Regions from separate parts of the Homo sapiens genome. Here region 1 is linked to region 2. A link is an interaction called in ENCODE POLR2A ChIA-PET data of the cell type or tissue named here. Cell type or tissue: OCI-LY7. All regions are shown on one strand. Each heading gives the region's core, and the rest is flanking DNA. Links, peaks and the distances in the headings are about the cores only. Region 1 overlaps ATP6V0D1-DT (ATP6V0D1 divergent transcript). Region 2 overlaps CTCF (CCCTC-binding factor).

Region 1 (2,915 bases), core at 212-2,711, 130 kb before region 2:
AAAAAAAAAAATCCTTGGGAGGCTGAGGCTGGAGGATCCCTTGAGCCCAGGAGGTTGAGGCTGCAGTGAGCTGTGATCCCACTACTGCACTCAGCCTGCATGACAGAATGAAACCCTGTCTCAATCAATCAATCAATAAGGCCGGGCACAGTGGCTCACGCCTGTAATCCCAGCACTTTGGGAGACCGAGGCGGATGGATCATTTGAGGTCAGGAGTTCAAGACCAGCTTGACCTACATAGTGAAACCCTGTCTCTACTAAAATACAAAAATTAGCCAGGTGTGGTGGCAGATGCCTGTAATCCCAGCTACTTGGGAGACTGAGGCAGGAGAATCGCTTGAACCCAGGAGGCGGAGGTTGCAGTGAGCCAAGATCACACCACTGCACTCCAGCCTGGGCGACAGAACAAGACACCCTCTGAAAGAAAGAAAAGAAAGAAAGAGAAGGAAGGAAGGAAGGAAGGAAGAAAGGAAGGAAGGAAGGAAGGAAGGAACCATTCTTGACTTGTGGGTTATACAAAAACAGGCAGGGTTCCACTCCTGGCACTAGGTTTGTTCTTGTGTTTGTTCTCTGTTCAGGGTTATGCCACGCAGAGGGTAGGAGGGGAATTAGTCCATGGTTATGTGTCCTCACAGATGACCACTGAGAAGGCCACCATGCCTAGTCGTCACGACTCTAGGCCCAGCAACTTGCTGAAGACTCTGCAGTGCTGGGGACCCAGGCATTTTTGTGAGGCTGTCCACACCCTATCTGCCTGTGAGGACTGGGCAGTCCATCTGGGGGTCTGGCTGCCTCTCCTGCGTGCTGCTGGGAGGCTAGGCCTGACTGTCATTGCTCTACGGCCACATCCCCAGCCACGCTCTTCTTTTTCTTCTTTCAGCCAGAGGGAGCCCTGAATTCATGCAGAGGAGTTTTTCTACCTTCCATCTGCTTCTGCATATCATCTTGTCTACTTAATGCCCCTCCTTCCGGATTTATAGAACAGTATGCATAATATGACCCCAACTGCATTCCAAAAAATAGATGTAGATGTAAGCTTAGAGATGCAAAGAAACTTTTTGAGAGAATTCACTATGCTTCTCGCGGGTGGTGACACAGTTCAAGGAGGTTCCATGGGGTGTAATGTTTATCTTTCTCTTTTGTCCTTCTGATCATTGAAATGATGCTTTGTGTGTGTGAACATGTATTACTTTTATAATTAAAATAGAAAAATTAATTTGAATGGGACAAATGCTCGAAGTCAAAGTCACCTGTTATAACTGCTGTCACTAACAGGGCAACTGTTTGAAAATGCTGCAGAAACATGAGAAATGTTCATGAAGTGACCCTGTGGAGGCTTCCGGTCACAGGATCATGTGAGCGCCACGATCACCCCAGGGGTGGAGCAGATGCTAAGTGTTCACCACACCCAATTCTCTTCCTGGACACACAGGAAGATGACATTTCCAGTGACATGCCCCACCTCTAGGCCCTAGTCTTTTTTTTATTTAAAGGTCTGAGTCTTGTTCTGTCACCCAGGCTGGAGTGCAGTGCTGTGATCATGACTCACTGCAGCCTCAACCTCCTGTGCTCAAACAATCCTCCCACCTCAGCCTCCCTAATAGCTGATGTCATATAGGCATGAGCCAGTGTGCCTGGCTCAGGCCCTACCCTTAAAAGCATCCCACCTGATTCACCAGCCCCCTTCTCTCTCTCAGTAAACTTGGAAACCACGCATTCCAGATGGTATAATTTACAGCATGATGGAAAAAGCCAGCTCTCCATGGGAAGCTGGCCAGTCTTCATTGGAGTACATTTTTATTGCATGAAGCCAATGAGACTTGATATTGTTTAACTCTGTGGTTTCCAAAGTGCGGTCCTTTTGAAGTATCCATAAAGTCTACACTAGGTTCACGGTAATATTAAGATGTTATTTGTCAGCTGGGCACGGTGGCTCACGCCTATAATCTCAGCACTTTGGGAGGCCAAGGCAAATGGATAATGAGGTCAGGAGTTTCAGACCAGCCTGGCCAACATGGTGAAACCCAGTCTCTACTAAAAATACAAAAATTACCTGGGTGTGGTGATGCATGCCTGTAATCCCAGCTACTCAGGAGGAGGCTGAGGCAGGAGAATTGCTTGAATCCGGGAGGCAGAGATTGCAGTGAGCTGAAATCTCACCACTGCACTCCAGCCTGGGTGATGGAGCAAGACACTGTCTCAAAAAAAAAAAAAAAGATATTATTTGTCTTTCATGAGTGTACAGTGGGATTTTCCAGAGGCTACATGACATGTGTTTTTTTATTTTGTTTTTTATACTGACAGAGGGGTCTTGCTATGTTGCCCAGACTGGTCTTCCAACTCCTGGCCTCAAGTGATCCTCCCGCCTTCACCTCCCAAAGTGCTGGGATTATAGGTGTGAGCCACTGCGCCTGGCTGTTTGTGACATGTGATGTTGAAACAGGTTGAGTATAGAAGCAGATATGGGAATTAAACCAGAATATTAAACCAGACATTGAAGAGATTTGCAAAAAATACAAAACAATACCACTGTTTTCACTTTCTTTTTGGTTTGGAAAAATGTAGTTATTTTTCATTAAAAGTATGTTGTGTTGGCTGGGCACAGTGGCTCATGCCTGTAATCTCAACGCTGGGAGACTGAGGTGGGAGGATCACTTGAGATCAGGAGTTCGAGACCAGCCTGACCAACATAATGAAACCCCATCTCTACTAACAATATAAAAATTAGCTGGGCTGGCTGAGCGCGGTGGCTCACGCCTGTAATCCCAGCACTTTGGGAGGCCAAGGCGGGCGGATCATGAGGTCAGGAGATCGAGACCATCCTGGCTAACATGGTGAAACCCCATCTCTACTAAAAATACAAAAAATTAGCTGGGCGAGGTGGCGGGCGCCTGTAGTCCCAGCTGCTCAGGAGG
Region 2 (2,833 bases), core at 1-2,500:
TCAAGGATGATGTTAGAAAAAAATGTGATTTAACTAGAACTTGCTGTCTGATGTTAGCAAATCATGGAATGTTCTGAGTCCCTGAGGGTTTACTGTGAAGTGCTGAGGACAGTGTTGACAACTAACTCGTTTTCCTAGATGGAAACGGAGACATTGACCCCTCCCTCCATGTGGTAAACCACTCCAGAATGGCCACCAGGCTTCCCAGAGTTCTATGGTCTTCTTCCCAAGAGAGTTTTTAATTGTAAATGCATACTTGGGAAGGACTTAGAGTTTTAAACTGTTTTTTGCTTTTGCTTTTCCCTGACTCCCTTTGCTTGGAGTCAGCTGCACACCAGTAGTATGGCATGCTACGATCAGGTTCTGTCCTGAAAGCTTTGCCTCTTTCTTGGCAAAGTTTCTGGTATGGTCAAGCTTGTAAATAACTTTTTTTACATTTTAATCTTTTCCATTAATTAAGAGGTTGAAAAGAAGTGCAGTGTAAGAAAACCCAGCATTTTAATTACTTGCAAATTAAGTTACCACAGACTCTGTAGTGTGTAAATGTTGACAAGGAATTGGATCACAATCATGTAGCAGAATGGCACCCAGACCACTGCCCACCAGTGACGGACATGCACGTGGCAGATCATGATTTCCAGCCCACGGAGCCAGCATTTGAACCTTGTATAATTAACTTTCAGTTATGATTTCCCATCGACATTTTCTTTGCCCTGTTTGTAGCTGATTGTTGTGTTTTATAAATCTTCTGTTAAGGCAGAAGGGTGATTATGAGTGGTTCACAGCAGCCCTTATAAGCTGGGCCAGAAAATTTCACTAGGTCAGTAATTTAAACCTTGGATCTTCAAAAAATAAAATAATGTGAAGCAAAACCAACTAAAAAGTGATTCTTGCACATGAACTGTCACATGTTTAAAAATGTGTTTTTTAGAGAGCCTCAGTCTTACTGATTTCAAACACTTTTTTCTTCTGTGTATTGCTTTTAAGAGAGCCATCAGTTAGCTATCAGACTCTAGGTTGATGCATTTTGTACTTAGCTGTACTGTGTGATATTTTTCATTATTTTAGGACGCCAACATGAGACCTGTAATAAAATATGTAATGGGGTTGAAAGCTGGGGAGGAGGATCTACTGCTGTACAGCTAATAAATCATAACGGATTAACAAGTGCTCCAAAGACTCCATCTTGCGTGATTCCTGCCTGCTTGAGGGAGGCTGGGGGGCTGCATACATGGTTCCAGGCTGTGCAGGCTGCTGCCTTTCACAGGCAACCTCTGTTCCCTGGGATGGTACTTTCTCTAGCAGATGGGACGATATGATCTTGGCGGGTGACTGGATATTGAGCGCATCCTGCTGTAACTGTTTTTTTGTTTTGTTTTGTTTTGTTTTGTTTTGTTTGAGATGGAGTCTCGCTCTGTTGCCCAGGCTGGAGTGCAGTGGCGCAATCTCAGCTCACTGCAACCTCCACCTCCCAGGTTCACGCCATTCTCCTGCCTCAACCTCCCGAGTAGCTGGGACTACAGGCGCCTGCCACCATGCCTGGCCAATTTTTTGTATTTTTAGTAGAGACTGGGTTTCACTGTGTTAGCCAGGATGGTCTCGATCTCCTGACCTTGTAATCCGCCTGCCTAGGCCTCCCAAAGTGCTGGGATTACAGGCGTGAGCCACCACACCCGGCCCCTGCTGTAACTTCTTAACTCCCCAAAATGTGTGTCTAAGTAGACAGGTGAGTAGATGGACAGCAGCCAGCTTCCATGATCCACTTGAGGAGTAAGTGCCCCATGCACAGAGTAGATGGGGCGTAGAGCTGCTTAGAGTGAAAGGGGCTGAGGGGAAGCTGGTCTACTCAGGCTCTCAGCTCAAGGAGGCCTAGGATCAGATGTACCTGGAGCTCTGCCAGGTGTGAGGGAACAGAGAGGAGCTGGGCCCAGTCTGCCCTAGAGAAGTTCATTTGAAAGGAGAGACAGATGCACAACCACCGAGTAGTGAAGAGACCGTCTTAGATAATAGAGCTGCCTGGTAGCACTTCAGGAAGGTGGTTGGAAAGGGAGTTGTGTCGTGTTTGGAATCTTAGGCGTGAGTGGAAAATTATCTTGCTGCTGCTGCCATTCCTAGGCAGATTGCTTTGGCAAACCCACTTGAGGTGAAAGCTTAAACCACTTGAGTTTTTTAACCTAAATTCCAACTTAGGAGTTGTCAATTAGAAGTAACAGAGCAAAATGTGTGAAGCTTTTAGCTGGCTAGTGCTGTCCACACAGATGGGTCTCCCAGGAAAACGACCCAGGGCCTCCTGGGGCCTCGGGACTCAGCCAGGCAGTTAACTCGTTGGTCTGAAAGTTAGTGGTCTCAGGCTGTTGGAGCTTGAGTTCTCTATCCCATCCACGGGTTTACCCGCCAGGGTACCCCCTACCAGCCAGCCAAAACTTTTTTTCTTTTTTTCTTTTTTTTTTTTGAGACGGAGTCTCGCTCTGTCACCCAAGCTGGAGTGCAGTGGCACAATCTTGGATCACTTCAACCTCCACCTCGGGTTCAAGGGATTCTCCTGCCTCAGCCTCCTGAGAAGCTGGGATTACAGGCACCCACCACCACACCTTGCTAATTTTTGTATTTTTAGTAGAGATGGGGTTTCACCATGTTGACCAGGCTGGTCTGGAACTCCTGACCTCAGGTGATCTGCCCGCCTCGGCCTCCCAAAGTTCTAGGATTACAGGCATGAGCCACCACACCCGGCCCCAACTTTTTTTTAATTCCAAGTTTTTTTTGAGACAGGGTCTCACTCTGTCACCTAGGCTGGGATGTGGTGGCACAATCAGCTCACTGTGACCTTGAACTA

What was found. ChIA-PET counts read pairs that join two places held together with the same protein. Peaks named below come from ENCODE experiments on the same cell type or tissue, not always from the same donor. Only the 100,000 strongest peaks of a DNase experiment are listed, where the experiment ranks them.
Region 1: POLR2A ChIA-PET joins it to region 2 with 15 read pairs; 4 of 35 experiments call an interaction of 5 or more read pairs at or near these places.

Annotation. Positions count from the first base shown.
Region 1 is chr16:67,503,145-67,506,059 of GRCh38, forward strand. ATP6V0D1-DT (ATP6V0D1 divergent transcript) reads left to right here. Exons shown (of 4, transcript NR_184227.1): 4 at 881-2,915. Among named protein-coding and RNA genes, the nearest start is that of AGRP, 21 kb to the left of the region's middle. RefSeq lists an enhancer at 1,584-1,693. In OCI-LY7, for the core only: no CTCF peak of the experiment used is centred there; a DNase peak (open chromatin) is centred at 1,387; H3K27ac peaks cover 1,223 bases.
Region 2 is chr16:67,638,007-67,640,839 of GRCh38, forward strand. CTCF (CCCTC-binding factor) reads left to right here. Exons shown (of 12, transcript NM_006565.4): 12 at 1-1,171. Among named protein-coding and RNA genes, the nearest start is that of CARMIL2, 5.7 kb to the right of the region's middle. In OCI-LY7, for the core only: no CTCF peak of the experiment used is centred there; no DNase peak of the experiment used is centred there.